Regions from separate parts of the Homo sapiens genome. Here region 2 is linked to region 1. A link is a loop called in an ENCODE intact Hi-C map of the cell type or tissue named here. Cell type or tissue: ovary. All regions are shown on one strand. Links, peaks and the distances in the headings refer to the core of each region. The heading gives the core; the rest is flanking DNA.

Region 1 (8,284 bases), core at 1,168-6,167:
ACACTGCCTTGCATGGTCACCATGTCACTGGGGGTAGATAAGTTATTGGGTAGTATTTTAAATTTTGGATAGGAAGATTTTAAATACTGCCAGACTCTGACTCCCTCTTCCCCCCATTGGGAAGGTTTTGAGTTTGCATAAAAACGTGACACATTTTTCTAAGCACTGTTCCTCTTTAAATGTGAAATTCTCTATTTCGAGGAAAAATTAATCCATATGTTTCTAATTTAGAACACCATCAAAATGTTCTTTTGCGAGGGTGGTTTTCTTGTCCAAGAATCTTTACAAGCCCTTTTACAAATCTTGCCTTTGATTTTTGAAATGGGATATCATATTTCATGATTATTATTTTAAACAATCTTACTTAGATGTGTTAGTACCAGATGTAGAACTATTCTTACATTTCTCCAGGTTCTGACTGGCAGGTACAACCTTTTATCTCCTCGTGAAACTGCTTTAGTTTGCATGTGCCATTTCAGGCAATTGGCAAAGTTTTTATTAAGTGCTTACTTCCCATAGAGGACTCTTGTGGAACTACAGTAAAACTCAGTACTGTTGATATTAGCAAAGAGAGAAAGGAAGCCCCTGAGATGTAGCTCAAAGTGTATGTAGGTGAGATAATTCCACAATATGCTGAATGTGATGTCTCACCTCTGCTTTTCATTAGCTGCATATTTCATGTCCTAATACTCTTTTTTAAAGAAAAGTTCCCTGGAGCCTTGTTAATATTAGTCTTTGGCTTGAAAAAGTAGTTTCTTATTTTACTTTATATAGATTTTATGATAATTAAAATGAATTGAATGTGAAGTTATTAAAAGCAGTCTGGAAACCTTTTAGGAAGTTTTAATAGTGTATCTTTTGAGCCCTTACTGTATAGAATTTAAAATTTTGCCTTTTATTTTATTTTTTACTCAGCTGGCATATTGTATAGTACAGTTTCTGGAGAAAGATCCTTCACTCACAGAACCAGTAAGTCTTTTTTCCATAATTTCAAAAACTTAAGAAAAATTACCTTTCCCAGAAGTATATATGAAAAAGTTAAATGCCATTTGTTTTTCTCCTTTTCATTTTAGGTTATTAGGGGGTTAATGAAATTTTGGCCTAAAACATGTAGTCAAAAAGAGGTAAGTGCTTACTGTCAGAGAGTGTTCATAGCTTACTGAATATTTTGCTGAGTGCCAAGGATTGGGCTAAGCATGTATAAAACCGCATCATCAGGGCTGGGCGCAGTGGCTCATGCCTGTAATCCCAGCACTTTGGGAGGCCGAGGCGGGCAGATCACCTGAGGTCGGGAGTTCGAGACCAGCCTGACCAACATGGAGAAACCCTATCTCTACTAAAAATACAAAATTAGCCAGGCGTGGTGGCGCATGCCTGTAGTCCCAGCTACCCGGGAGGCTGAGGCAGGAGAATCGCTTGAACCCGGGAGGCAGAAGTTTGCAGTGAGCCGAGATGGTGCCATTGCACTCCAGCCTGGGCAACAAGAGTGAACTCTGTCTCAAAAACAAAACAAAACAAAACAAAACAAAACAAAACAAAGCAAAACTGCATCATCTCATTTAAACCTCATTGTAACTCTATAAGGCAGGGCTGTCAGAACTCTTGTTTTACTAGTTATGAAACTGTAGAGAGGTTAAATAGCCTGCCCCAGTACACTAAGTAAGTACAGATGATTAGGCCAGAACTCGCCTCCTTGACTCCTAAACCCTGTCTTTTTATTCACTGTGCTCTTCAGCCTCGCTAAGCCCAGGCCAGGCCCCAATCAGGTGTCCAGTTGTCTAGCTTTGTTGATGTTCCCTTCCGAGTGGCCCCCTTCATAATATGAAGGTTTTGCTGTCACTGTACATAGACGCTAGAGCAGCCTGCCCAAATACTCATTTTAAAGCATGGTATAGGTGGATCTTGCTGTGTCATCTTAGAATAGACAACAGACCTTTAGTTTCAGCCATTCACAAATGACCCTGGGGGGTTCAGGCCTACAATCATTTGTACCTTTGCTGAGAATTCACCAGGCATGTGCTACTTTGTGAGGTTGTTATGGGGTAGTGCATGAGTTTCTTAGCTGGAGTTGAGCCTAACTGAGCACCAGATCTGCAGCCATTCTTCTGGAAGGTTAGCAACCATGTGGAAAATGGCTCAGAAAAAAAGATCAGCTGTTAGTTTTATATTTGGTTAAAACTTTGGGAGAAATTCCATATACATATTAACAAATGGCAAGGGTCTACTATATTTTACTTTTAGCAGAAACGCCTTCCTTCTCAAATCAGCTTCAATTCTCCAAACTCTATTTTAATTTCAGAAAGTCATTTAATTTCTTAAAATCTGTTAGATAAAATTGAACTGTGCATTGCTACCCAGATACATCTCAAAATATGAAGGCATTGTTATTTTTCATATTTTGATTGCTCACTTTATTTTTTCAAAGTAATTATTTTTTCATAGCTAAATACGTAAACTGGTTTTTATTTATCTGTCATTTTCCCATTATATTTAAAACAATTGACTCTACTGCAGATTTGGCTCCATATTGTGATCTAAAAACTCTGTTTCTTGCGGCACCCGGTGCTGAGTTCACAAGATTCACTGTGCTTTGTAGAGAGCAAGCGTGTGTGTGTGTGTGTGTGTGTGTGTGTGTGTGTGTGTGTCGAGAATGCGTCAGTGCATGCTTATGGGTTTGAAGTGGCACCTGCATGTGAGTGAGTCTGCTCATTTGTGTTTCTTGAACTTTTTGTTGTATTAATGAGTGCGTTCTAGAGCATTGAGCATGTAGCAGGGGCTGTACGTATTTGGCAAATAACCACATTTGAACTTTTGCCTCTTCCATTTAGGAGGGCCACCTTCTCATTGTTTTTTTTAAAAAAAAAAGTGTTGTGGAAAGAGAGCTGGATTACTAATAATAGAGAGGAAGGCCCTACGGGGTCAGTTTTGCTTCTCAGGGGCCGGTGCAGTGTGTGAGTGTCCCTCGTTCTATGTAATATATATACCAAGTAGAGTATTTTTTCCAAGTACGTAGAATTTTTCCAAGTACCCTATGGTGAATTCTTTGTGGAACGAACATCTTCTAACATGGGATAATGACTGGTTCATGTATGTTTGGTTTTATGTGTAAATTTTTCTTAAAATAATCCAAACTCTCATTAATCCTCCTTGTTCTTATGGATTTTTTTTCATGATGTGCCTCACATCTTGTATTTTGCTTGTACTTACAGGTCATGTTCCTTGGGGAACTGGAAGAAATATTGGATGTGATTGAACCTTCACAATTTGTTAAAATCCAAGAACCTTTGTTTAAACAAATCGCCAAGTGTGTATCTAGCCCCCATTTTCAGGTTAGTAGTAAAGAGGACATGAGCCAGGGAGCATGAGTTATTTTGGTTAAATTTTATTTGTTTCAAAAGCAATGTAATGGACCCTAGCTACCTATTGTTTATTTGCTATCCCCTCACATGATGATAATTTTAATAGTGGCCAGCTTATCTTGAGCACTTGCTGCCTAACAGCCACAGTAATGGTGCTTTCTCTCCAGTAACTTTAATTCTCCTAACACCCTGCAAGGAGGGCATTATGTTTTTTTTTTAAAGACATACAGATGTGAACACTGAAGCTCAAAGTGGTCAAAAGTATTTCAGATAATTTCTAAATAAGTGGGCTGGTGAGGTTTCTCTAGTGTGTAAGAGAGAATGCTAAATAATGTTTAAGAGGAAAAGGAGAAAACCTAATATTCCTTACTATGCTAGATACTTTAGGTACATTATTTATAAATGTCCCATTATCCTCTGAAGCTTTTCTAGATGAAAAAAAAAAAAAAATGAGGCTTGGAGAACAATTTACTATAGGTCCCAAGTTAATAGAGAGTAGAGTCAAATTTTGATCTTTGGTGTAGCTGCTTGCTAAAGCCGGTGACCTTCCCATAGCACTGCTCTGCCTCCTCGTGGCCACTCGGGGCAACACTTTTCTTTCTTGGGGCCATGGCTGCAGTGCTGTGGAACCCACACAGGAGGGAAGAAGGGTAAACTGGGGGAGCACACGTTAGGTTTGATTCTTTGGCTGTCTCACCTAAGGCCCGTTTCATAAACCTAGACTGTGCCTATTGATTGGAAGAGATTGTTCAGACTGTGGTTCTTAGCGCAGAACCAGACCTCTAACGGTGTCATTTGATGGCGGACTTTTTCCCTAAGCTGTCAACTATGCTGTATAGTTAGAGACACTAGCTGCTGCTGTTGTTTTGATTTCTGACCAAAAGACATGTTAATATGTTAAAGCAGTGACTTTATGGCAGTCTAGCAGTTGTACCGCAAAGCAAGAAAAAAGAAGATAGAAATCATGACAAGCCTGAATAAAAATGGAAAAATTACAGAACAGTATATAGATATTTTGATACCACTCAGGGCCTTTAGTGCTCACACATCTGGATTGTTTACCTTATTTTTTTCAGTTTTCAGCAGGATGTTTGGCATTATGGAGGTCAAGGAACAAGTATTTTTTTAAAAATGAGCATCATCGGCTGGGCGCAGTGGCTCATGCCTGTGATCCCAGCACTTTGGGAGGCTGAGGCGGGTGGATCATGAGGTCAGGAGTTTGCGACCAGCCTGGCCACCATGGTGAAACCCTGTCTCTATTAAAAATACAAAAATTAGCTGGACGTGGTGGCGGGCGCCTGTAATCCCAACTACTCGGGAAGCTGAGGCAGGAGAATCGCTTGAAACTGGAAGGCAGAGATTGCAGTGAGCTGAGATCATGCCATTGTACTCCAGCCTGGGCAACAAGAGCGAAACTCCATCTAAAAAACAAAAAAAGAAAGAAAAAAGAAAGGAGAAAAAAAAAAAAAGAGCATCACCAGAAAGGCCTAAGCGTTACTCAGAAGCTTAGAAAAGAGAGGCCATGTCTTTGTCAGCTTGGGCTGCCATAACAAGACTGGCGACTTAAACGACATTTATTTTCTCACAGCCCTGGAGGCCAGAAGTTTGAGATCAGGATGACAGCATGGTTGGTTTCTGGTGAGATCCTGCTTTCTGGCATGCAGATGGCCTTCTTCTTGCTGTATGCTCACGTGGCCTTTCCTGGCATGTGCATACAGAGAGAGGCAATCTCACTCTCTTCCTCTTCTTATAAGGCCCCTGTATTATCTGGTTAGGACCCCACCCTTATGAGCTCATGTAACCTTAATTACCTCCTAAAAGTCTTGTGTCCAAATATAGTCACGTTGGGGATTAGGACTTCAACATATGAATTGTGGAGGGGACACAATTCAATTTGTCGAAGAAAGAAAAAAGGATTTTAAATTATTTGGCAGAAGTAAAATTGAGAACAAAGGGAAGAGGCTCTTATTTATTAAGTGTTCATTAATAAATGTTTGCTGGTTCATCCACAAACATTTATTAATGAATTTGCTGGTTCATCCATTTATTGAGTGGCCGCCTTATGTAGCCAGACACTTATCATTGCTTGCTTCAGGTATGGCATTAAGATCTGAGGTCTGCACGCTGGTGACACTGCCTCTGTGTGTGCAGAAGGACAGTGGATCCCAGGAAAGTAGTGGCTCTGTCCTGTTGTCAGACACAGTAATTTTTAACTTTGCATAAACAATACCTTTCCTCTTTAAGGGGCTGGATACATACTTTTATTAGTGGGTTTACATATTAAAATGGATATATAAGAGATTAAGGAAGTTGTTAGAGTTAAATGGCAGGTAAATATTGGATTCTGGAGGAATGTCCAAAGAGACCACGGGAGGATGCCAGTAAAGAAGGAGGCACCTAGGATTTTCCTCTAACCAGTTAGAATGTTCAGAACAGCCTCATTCTTACTCCTTTTTTTCTCCCTCTCCTTGCCTCCTGCTTTATCTGTGTCAGTTACGTCATTTGCTTTGATGATTCCCAAACACATTGTCCTCGTCCATGCCTCTGTCCTCCTTTCCTTAATGCCCTCTACCTGGAATGCCCTTTCCTTCATCCTTCGAAGCCGAGCTTAAATGCCACTTGCCTATGTTACATTTCTTTCTTCTTTTTTTTTTTTTTGAGATGGAGTCTTGCTGTGTTGCCCAGGCTGCAGTGCAGTGGTACAGTCACAGTTCACTGCAGCATCTGCCTCCCGGGTTCAAGCGATTCTTGTGCCTCAGCCTCCCGAGTAGCTGGGACCACAGGCATGCCCCACCATGCCCAGCTAATTTTTATGTTTTTAGTAGAGATGGGGGTTTTACCATGTTGGCCAGACTGGTCTCGAACTCCTGACCTCAAATGATCCACCCACCTTGGCCTCCCAAAGTGCTGAGATTACAGGCATGAGCCACCACACCCAGCCCCACCTATGTTACATTTCTGCCACCCTTCTGTTTCCCAAGTCATCTGGATTGTTGATTCTGCTCTTTTCCCCTCCTTCCCCTGACACTTTATTCATATATCTGATATAGCATCTGTCACAGTTTACATTGGATAGGCTTGTAGATGCCCCTTCTCCCACCAGTGTGCGAACTCTTTAGGGATAACAGAGTAAAGAGGTTAAGAATAGAGACTTTGGAATCTGCCACTTACTAGCCATGTGACCTTGAGCCAATGGCTTCTCTGAGTCTCAGATTCTTCATCCACAAAATAGAAAAGTAATGGTACCAACTCTGTTGGTTGTGAGGAAATGAGATATTATATATGTGGGACACTTAGCACAGTGCCTGGCATATAGTGAACATGCAGTAATGATTGTTTTCTTTGTACTCTCAGGGTCTGGTGCCTAATGAGTCTCAGGGTTTTGTTTTGTTTTTTGAACCAAGCTGAATAATGTAAATGGAAAAATTCTGTTTTCTCAGTGTCTTTCGGTAGATACATCTTATACCATTTTGTTCTCTTCTAAAACAGGGCTTCTTAATCTGTATAAATGAAGGAAGCCACCCCTTTTTCCCTTTTCCCCTGTAACTACCCTTTTTAGAGATTTTAGGTTTTGTTTTTGAGATGTTCTTTTGAATTCATGAAATCCAAGATGAGCCAATCAGGCCCAGCAGACCAAATTAGAGCCAGTTGATAGCATGGTGGGCAGAGAAAAGGGATCTAAGAGAGCAGAGAGGGTAGGTGCAGCCAGTGTCCCTGAGACCAGAAACTGAGCAGACATCTCCTGGCTTGCACAGGAAGGGACCAGAAACAAACTCTGGAAGAAGCCCTAGAAATGAGGCCCCAGTCTTTACCATATTGTCAGTGTAACCTTGCCTACATTACTCAGTCTCCCTGAGTCTCTGTGTCCTCACCTGTAAAATGAGCACAATGGTATCTCCTTCTGGGATGGTGGTAAGGATGATACATTCTACTTGCTGTGTAGGCACAGTGCCTGCCCATAGGAGGTACTTAGTAAATATTGGCCGCTCTACAGGGATGAGCAACTGTGGGTGTTCCTCAGTAGCTGTGACTGAATGCTAACCATATGCTGGGCCCTGGGTTCGATCTAAGTGTGTGTGATGAAAAACATAAGAAAGGGGACCAGTGAGATGTGCTAAAGTGATGTCAGGAAAGTGTGGAATCAGATGACATGGGCAGAATTAGAGAAGAATATAAATTAACAGGAAAACTTCTTTTCCTTCCCTGAGTCGATGAACCACTTGAACCACTCTGGACTTTTTTTTTGGTGGGAGGAGAAGACACGGTCTTGCTCTGTCACCCAAGCTGGAGTTCAGTGGCATGATCTCCACTCACTGCAACCTCCGCCTCCCAGGCTCAAGCAGTCCTCCCACCTCAGCCTCCCAAGTAGGTGGGACTATAGGCACATGCCACCAATCCCGGCTAATTTTTGTGTTTTTGTAGAGGCGAGGTCTCCCCATGTTGCCCAGGCTGGTCTCAGACTCTTGGGCTCAAGTGATCTGCCTGCCTTGGCCTCCCAAAGTGCTGGGATTACAGGTGTGAGCCACCGTGCCTGGCCCACTTTGGAATTTTCCAAGAGATTAAAAATCCACAAACATTTAAAATGTGGGCCAGGCACGGTGGTTCACGCCTGTAATCCCAACACTTTTGGGAGGCTGAGGTGGGCGGATCACGAGGTCAGGAGATCGAGACCATCCTGGCCAATGTGGTGAAACCCCGCCTCTACTAAAAATACAAACATTAGCTAGGCATAGTGGCATGTGCCTGTAATCCCAGTTACTCGGGAGGCTGAGGCAGGAGAATCGCTTGAACCCGAGAGGCGGAGGTTGCAGAGAGCCGAGATCGCGCCACTAGCGAGACTCCCATCTCAAAAAATATATATATATTAAAATGTGATTAATATTTAATTTTACCTCTAATTGAATGATTTACAAATAGCCTTTTGA
Region 2 (8,284 bases), core at 1,550-6,549, 230 kb before region 1:
AATTCTTTCCTGTTGTCTGAATGTTCTTCTTTGTTAAAATACGCCTACAAGCCAGGCACACTGCCTCCTGCTTATAATCCCAGCACTTTGGGAGGCTGAGGCAGGCAGATTGCTTGAGTCCAGGAGTTTGAGACCAGCCTGGGCAACATGGCAAAACCCCATCTCTTATAGAAATACAAAAATTAGCCAGGCATGGTGGCACATACCTGTAGTCTCAGCTACTTGGTAGGCTGAGGCCAGAGGATCATTTGATCCTGGGATGCTGACATTGTAGTGAGGCAAGATTGTGCCATTGTACTCCAGCCTGGGTGACAGAGAGTGAGACCCTGTCTCTCTCTAACACACACACACACCCCTCTAAAAATATGGAATGTTTCACAAACTGGTATGTCATTCTTGTGCAGGGGTCATGCTAATCTGTATCGTACCAATTTTAGTATATATGCTGCAGAAGCGAGCACCATGGTTTTATTTTTAAATGTATGCATCTGAGCATAATCACCACCTAGAATTCTTGTTCTGTTTCTCAGTTTCTATCTCCCCCCAAAATAAGTAGTATTCTTACTTCTACCATTATAGATTTGTTTTGCCTTTTTTAAAACTTTGTATAAATGAAATCCTGTAGTACCTTTTTGTGTCAGGCATCTAACCAATTCTGAGATTCATCCACATTGTTGCATGTACCAGTTGCATGTTTTTTATTGCTATGTAGAATTCTAGGCCAGGCGCAGTGGCTCATGCCTGCAATACCAGCATTTTGGGAGGCCGAAGTGGGCGGATCACTTGATGCCAGGGGTTTGAGACCAGCCTGGCCAACATAGTGAAACCTCGTCTCGACTAAAACTACAAAAATTAGCTGGGCGTGGTGGTGGGTGCCTGTAACTCCAGCAGTTTGTGAGGCTGAGGCAGGAGTATCGCTTGAACCTGGGAGGTTACAGTGAGCCGAGATCATTCCACTGCACTGCAGCCTGGGTTACAATGCAAAACTTGGTCTCAAAAAAACAACAAAAAAAGAGAATTCTATTGTATTAACATACCACAGTTTATCAGTAAGGCCTGTATAAGCAACTGGATAATTATCAAATTGTCCAGTTAATCATCTTATCTTAAAAGCTTGTAATTAGGCCAGGCACAGTGGCGCATTCCCATAATCCCAGCACTTTGGGAGGCTGAGGTTGGTAGATCACCTGAGGTCAGGAGTTTGCAACCAGCCTGACTAACATGGTGAAACCCCATCTCTACTAAATACAAAAAATATATAGCCAGACATGGTGGTGCATGCCTGTAATCCGAGCTCCTTGGGAGGCTTGAGACAGAATCGCTTGTACCTGGGAGGTGGAGGTTGTAGTGAGCCGAGATCGCGCCATTGTGCTCCAGCCTGGGCAACAAGAGCAAAACTCTGTCTCAAAAAAAAAAAAAAAAAAAAGCTTGTAATTAAAGTATTAATAATATACCAACAACATATTTACCTTGCTGCTTAAGCCAGAAACCTAGGAATCTTTTTTTTTTTGAGACAAGAATCATTTTTGACTGCCCTTCTCTCACACCACTTGCAGTTTTACCAGAAAATTCTTTCATATTTGTGACCTACATCCAGCCACTTCTGTTAGAACTCTTTCTCAGAACTTTGCACAAACCTCTAAACTAACTACTTATACTCTTGCCCTTTAGTCTGTTCTCCAGGCAGCAGCCCAAGGAACCCATTCTCAGTGTCTCTTACCTGCTCTCAGCCTACAGTGGCTTTCTTTCTCACTTGAGAATAAAATTCAAAGTTCTTACCATGACCGATGGAGCTCTCCTCTGGCTCCAGTTACCTCTTTAGCCTCATTTTCTACACCCTTCTTTCTTTCTCTGACTTTAGCTGCACTGGCCTACTTGTTGTTTCTCTCTGCCTAGGCAGCTCTTGCTCCATGTAATCCACTCCCTTGCCTCCCTCATTTTGTCCTGGTCTCAGCTCAAATGTCACCTCATGGGGGAAGTTTCCTTTAATGATTGAATAGAAATGGCTTTTCCTGCCTCATTTTTCTTGCCTTACCCTATGTTGTTATTTTTTATAACACTCCTCACTATTTTTATTATTATAATTAGTTATTGGGCTGTATTTCCACCTATCTCCTTCTATCCTGTCCTGCATGAAGAAAGGGACTTCATGACTGTTCTTTGCTGAATTTGTTATGTTCTAGGCCTGTCATGTCATAACCTTTCCAGAATTGTTTTTTTTCTTTGGTTTGGTTTTGGTATTGAGACAGAGTCTCACTGTCACCCAGGCGGGAGTGCAGTGGCGCAATCACAGCTCAACTTGCAGCTGCAACCTCCCTGGGCTCAGGTGCTTCTCCCGCCTCAGCATCTCAAGTAGCTGAGACTACCACCAGGCCACCACGCCCTGTACATTTAGCTCTAAAATACAAAAATTAGCTAAATTTTGTAGAGACGGAGTTTAGCCATGTTGCCTAAGCTGGTCTCAAACTCCTGGGCTCAAACAATCCACCCTCCTCAGGCTCCCAAAGTGCTAGCATTATAGGTGTGAGCCACTGCACCTGGCCAAGAATTGTTTTTGTATTCTTTTTTTTTTTTTTTTTAAAGACAGGGTCTTGCTCTGTCGCCAAGGCTGGAGTGCAGTGGCACCATCTCAGCTCACTGCAACCTCTGCCTCTGAGGTTCAAGTGATTCTCCTGCCTCAGCCGCCTGAGTAGCTGGGAGTACAGACACACACTACCACACCTGGCTAATTTTTGTATTTTTAGTAGGGACAGGTTTCGCCATGTTGGCCAGGCTGGTCTTGAACTCCTGTCCTCATGATCTGCCTGCCTCGGCCTGCCAAAGTGCTGGGACTACAGGCATGAGCCACTGGGCCCGGCTGTTTTTGAATTCTTGAGTAGGGTAATTCTTAAGAACTTTAGAGCAGATTTAATGTTGTTAGAGCTTATCAGTTTCTAACTATAATGTATCCAAGATTTAAGTAGCTGGCTCTTAGATAATGTTAACATCATTCTGTAACAGGATATGGTTCTTTTTGTTTTTCCTCATTTTTTTTGCAGTTATTAAAGATAGCATTTGCTTAATTCTTAAAAGCGTCTTTTCAAAATTAGAAAATGAAGAAATAGTAAACATGTAGTACCAATTCAAGAATTAGATTATTCCGAATTGCTTCTAACTGTTCCAAATTAAGACATCTGGTGACTTAGGGAAATTTGGTTTCTCTGTTTGGTTAACCAGCTGGTTGTTCTGGAAAGGAAAAAGGCAGTTAATTGTTCTTGTTGAAAGATTCTGGGCATTTGTGGAATTACCGTAAAGGGTGACGTTTGGATGCAAGATTTACATGCAAAACTGGACATCTCAGGATGTTATTGAGGAAAATGTTTTTGTTTTTAAAAAGATGCTTTGAATGTTATATCTGGAACCTGCAGCATAATCTCACACTGCATGAGAAAGTATGTGTCATTTCCTCCCAGTCCTCCCCCTTTTCCTTAGTAACAGATTCCTGTACTTTAAAAATTGTGCTTTTCCTGAGAATTTTAATGTATTTAATGCATGGGATGCCATATGTTGCTGCAACCACTATCTTGGACGTTTATGTGAATAAGAATACCATATTCAGACTAGCTAAGCAGGATTAATTTACAGAGACATTGTCTTAGTCATTAATGAATGTGAAATTTAAAATTATATTAGAGTTGTAGCAGATGTCAGTTTAGCATACCTTCCACTAAATATTCAGCAGTTCTTCTGAATTTAAAACAAATGGCTCTTTGGCAAATTGTCTTAGAGCTAATTCTGTGTTAGTTTAAAACATACACATACATTTCTCTAAATTATAAATGTTTTCTGGAAACGATTCTCCTGAAATTAAACCAGTGTATGCTTTTTATCCCAAGGTATTGTTTCCTCTAGGACATACTGGTAACGCATATGTGTGATTGTTCCTATTTTACTCTTCCCTCTTTCTCTGAAATGTTAATAACCAGATTGTTAAGATTCTCCTGTGCAGTTTTGCTTTAGATAAGCTGACATCAGATATGTGTAATATAGCCAGGTGTGGTGACATGTGCCTGTGGTCCCATCTGCTTGGGAGGCTGAGGTAGGTGGGAGAATTGCTTGAGCCAGGGAGGTCAAGGCTGCCGTGAGCTGTGATTGCACCACTGCACTCCAGCCTGGGCCACAGAGTGAGACCCTGTCTCAAAAAAAAAAAAAAGAAAAAAAGAAAAGAAAGGATATGCCTGATAAATATTAAGCTACTTGAATGTCTCGTATAAAGCTTTTGTGGCTGCCAGTAGATTTTTCAGGTTTGCCCCTGGCCTTGTCACTTTACACATTAGCAGCTACTGCTTCCATGTGGCTCTGCTAATACTCCCCCCTTAAAAAGATTAATATGCTACATGCTTATATAGAGACAGTATAGTATAGGAATTAATAGCATGGGCTCTGGAATAAGAATGCCTGAATTCAGAAACTAGATTTACTGCATATTAGCTGTGCTTTTCTCATCAGTAAAATGGATATACTAGTACTTTGGGATTGTCATGAGGTTGTCATCATCATTAAAATTTCAGTAATAGGCTGGGCGTGGTGGTTCATGCCTATAATCCCAGCGCTTTGGGAGGCCAAAGCAGGAGGATTGCTTACATACAGGAGTTCAAGTATGTGAGACCGTGTTTGTATTAAAAAAAAAAAAAAAAAAAAAAGATGTTTAAAAATTTCAGCAGTGGCCGAGTGCAGTGGCTCACACCTCTAATCCCAGCACTTTGGGAGGCCAAGGTGGGTGGATCACAAGGTCATGAGTTCAAAACCAGCCTGGCCAAGATGTTGAAACCCCATCTCTACTAAAAATACAAAAATTAGCTGGGATGGTGGTGGGCACCTGCAATCCTAGCCACTCGGGAGGCTGAGGCAGAGAATTGCTTGAATCCAGGAGGTGGAGGTTGCAGTGAGCCGAGATCACGCCACTGCACTCCAGTCTGGGCAACGGAGTGAGACTCTTGTCTCAAAAAAAAAAAAAAAAATTCAGCAGTATAAAAAAGAGCTGGAATACACAAAAAATAAATAGTATGAAAGAAATGACTAAAATTTAGGTATTTTAATACAAGAGCTTCTGGCTCTTGAAATTTACTTTAAGTTTTTTAAAACAATGAATAACATTAAGAGGTTGGAATCATTGTGTTTTGGAGTTTTTTGGGTTTTTTTCTCACTTGTCCCCTAAGAAGTTACAGGATGCCACCTCTGCAAGCAGATTTGGAGTTTTAAAACTACATGTTTCAGATCTGTTCACCGCTGATTGACTGATGCAGCCAAATGTAGGTTTTCCTGATCAGCAGATAGCCTTTCATCTGGTGATTGGTAGGCTGCGACTCCTTTCATTTTATGGCTATACCATCCTGTAGGACCAAGGAGTCTTCTCCATCGAGCCAGCAGATGAGCAAAGAAAAGGTGGAGAAAACCCATTACCTCTTAATCCTACCCTAACTGTAGCATAAATTGCTTCCACTGGCAAAAACTAATGACATACTGGGGCTGACACAGTCCTTGCTGGGGGACCTGGAATCTGTCCTTTCATCTGAGATCCCATTGAATGTCCTATACCAAATCCCATTCCAACAAGTCCCAGGTATATTCCACTCTTACGGGCTGCTTCTCATTTCCCAAACTGAGCCTGGAGACATTAGAAAATAGCCCTACCAACTCTTCATTCCTTTGCTGAGCTCCTGCAGTAGTAAGTAGGAGTACTTACTACTTTCGAGAGATTTTTTGAGGTTGCCTACCAACTCCCTCAGTTTGCTTCTTTCCAAATTTGGGAGTATTCGTGAGAATTCTTGAAACTTGGCTAGGCATGGTGGCTCTTGCTTGTTGGGATTACAACACTTTGGGGCACTTTGGGAGGCCGAGGCGGATGGATCACCTGAGGTCAGGAGTTTGAGACTAGCCTGGCCAACATGGCGAAACCCGGTCTCTACAAAAAATACAAAATTAGTCGGGCATGGTGGTGCACCCCTGTAATCCCAGCTACTTAGGAGGCTGAAGCAGGATAATCGCTTGAACCCGGGAGGCAGAGGTTGCAGTGAGCAGAGATCCCACCACTACACTCTAGCCCGGGAGGCAGAGGTTGCAGTGAGCAGAGATCCCACCACTACACTCTAGCCCGGGCGACAGAGGAGATTCCGTCTCAAAAAAAAAAAAAAACTTGAAATTTTATTTTTACCTTTCCTTAGTACTGCTTTGGGGAAGGGGATATTGGCATATGGAAAGAGATTCTGTTGGCTCTGCTGTATAATTTCCAGTTTATTATGAAGCTAGATTAGGGACGTGACTAGGGCAGAGATTGTTGGTGGTAGTCCTGATTGGCCTGCTAGAATCATCTCAGGTCTAGAGATGAGTTTGACCGAAGGGCTTTTCAGCATTGGGACATTCCTAGTGTGTTAGTACCAGAAATATTTTTCTGTCTAGAACTATAAACATCAATGATATGTTAAAAATTTTTTGTTGGCCAGGCACGGTGGCTCATGTCTGTAATCCCAGCACTTTGGGAGGCTGAGGTGGGCGGATCACTTGAGCTCAAGAGTTCGAGACCAGCCTGGGCAACATGGTGAAACCCCATCTCTACTAAAAATACAAAAAATTAGCCTGACGTGGTGGTGCACGTCTATAATCCCAGCTACTCGGGAGGCTGAGTCAGGAGAGTTGCTTGAACCCAGGAGGCAGAGGTTGCAGTGAGCCGAGATTGCACCACAGCACTCTAGCCTGGGGGACAGAGCCAGACCCTGTCTCAAAAAATAAAAATAAATAAAAATTTAAAAAAAATTTTTTTTTGGGGGGGATAATGTTAGGTTTACAGAAAAGTTGCAAAAATAGTACAGAGTTCCTGTATACCCTTCACCCAGCCTCCCTAATGTTAACATAACCATGGAACATTTGTCAAAACTAAGAAATTAACATTGGAATAATACTATTAACTAAGAAATTAACATTGGAATAATACTATTAACTAAATGACAGACTTTATTTGGATTTCACCAGGTCTTCCATGAATGTCCTTTTACTAGTCCAGGATCTAATCAAGGATACCATATTGAATTTCATCATCACATCATCATGATCTCCCCCAATCTGTGATGATTTGTTGGTCTTTCTTTCTTTTTCATGATCTTAAAGCTTTTTTTTTTTTTTTTTTTTTTTTGCGACAGGGCCTGGCTCTGTTGCCCAAGCTGGAGTGCAGTGACGCAATCTTGTCTACCGCAACCTCCGCCTCCTGGGTTCAAGTGATTCTCATGCCTCAGCCTTCTTAGTAGCTGGGACTACAAGTGTGTGCCACCACTCCCGGCTAATTTTTGTGTTTTTAGTAGAGATGGGGTTTCAGCACGTTGGCCAGGCTGGTCTCAAACTCTTGGCCTCAAGATCTGCCTGTCTCAGCCTCCCCGAGTGCTAGGATTGCAGGCATGAGCCACTGTGCCTGGTATGATCTTGAAACTTTTGAAGAGTACTGGCCAAGTATTTGTAGAATATCCCTCAAATTAGCCAGGCACAGTGGCTCATGCCTATAACCCCAGCACTTTGGGAGGCCAAGGCGGGCGAATTACAAGGTCAGGAGTTCGAGACCAGCCTGGCCAACATGGTGAAACCCCATCTGTACTAGAAATACAAAAATTAGCCAGGTGTGGTGGTGCATACCTGTAATCTTAGCTACTCAGGAGGCTAAGGCAAGAGAATTGATTGAACCAGGAGGTGGAGGTTGCAGTGAGCCGAGATTGCACCACTGCACTCCAGCCTGGGTGACAGAGTGAGACTCCCTCTCAAAAAAAAAAAAAAAAAAGAAAAGAAAAGAAAAGAATATTCCTCAAATTGGGTTAGTTTGAGGTTTTCTCATGATTAGACTGTGGGGAATAACATAACAGAGGTGAATGAAATGCCTTTCTTATCACATCATACCGGGGGTTCATGATAGGAACATGACATATTGCTGATGATGTTACCCTTGATCAGTTGGTCACAGTGATGTCATCTGAGCTTCTCCACAATTAGGTTACTATCTTTTACCTTTTCTGTACTCTATTCTTCTCTATTCTTTGGATGCGGGTAACTAAGTCCAGCCTACATTCAAGGGGAGGAGAATTCAGCTCTACTTTCTACAGGGGGTATATCTACATATGTTATACTTGAGTTCTGTAAGGAAGATTTGTTCCTTCTCCCTCATTTATTTATTTACTGATTCATTTTTATCAGTATGGACTCATGGATATTTATTTTATTCTTTGGATTGTAATCCAAGAGTTTTTTTTTTTTTTTTTTTTTTTTT

The links. Hi-C counts contacts between places; a loop is a spot of excess contacts. Peaks named below come from ENCODE experiments on the same cell type or tissue, not always from the same donor. Only the 100,000 strongest peaks of a DNase experiment are listed, where the experiment ranks them.
Region 2: it touches region 1 in a loop (2.4-fold over the local background); 10 of 110 quality-filtered maps call a loop at or near these places.

What each region holds. Positions count from the first base shown.
Region 1 is chr14:63,384,657-63,392,940 of GRCh38, reverse strand. It overlaps PPP2R5E (protein phosphatase 2 regulatory subunit B'epsilon), which reads left to right. Exons shown (of 14, transcript NM_006246.5): 9 at 916-969; 10 at 1,074-1,124; 11 at 3,210-3,329. Among named protein-coding and RNA genes, the nearest start is that of GPHB5, 70 kb to the right of the region's middle. In ovary, for the core only: a CTCF peak has its summit at 3,941 (motif pointing left); a DNase peak (open chromatin) is centred at 3,930.
Region 2 is chr14:63,610,220-63,618,503 of GRCh38, reverse strand. The region is part of intron 2 of WDR89 (WD repeat domain 89); the gene reads left to right. It also overlaps the pseudogene RNU6-597P. Among named protein-coding and RNA genes, the nearest start is that of WDR89, 28 kb to the left of the region's middle. In ovary, for the core only: no CTCF peak of the experiment used is centred there; no DNase peak of the experiment used is centred there.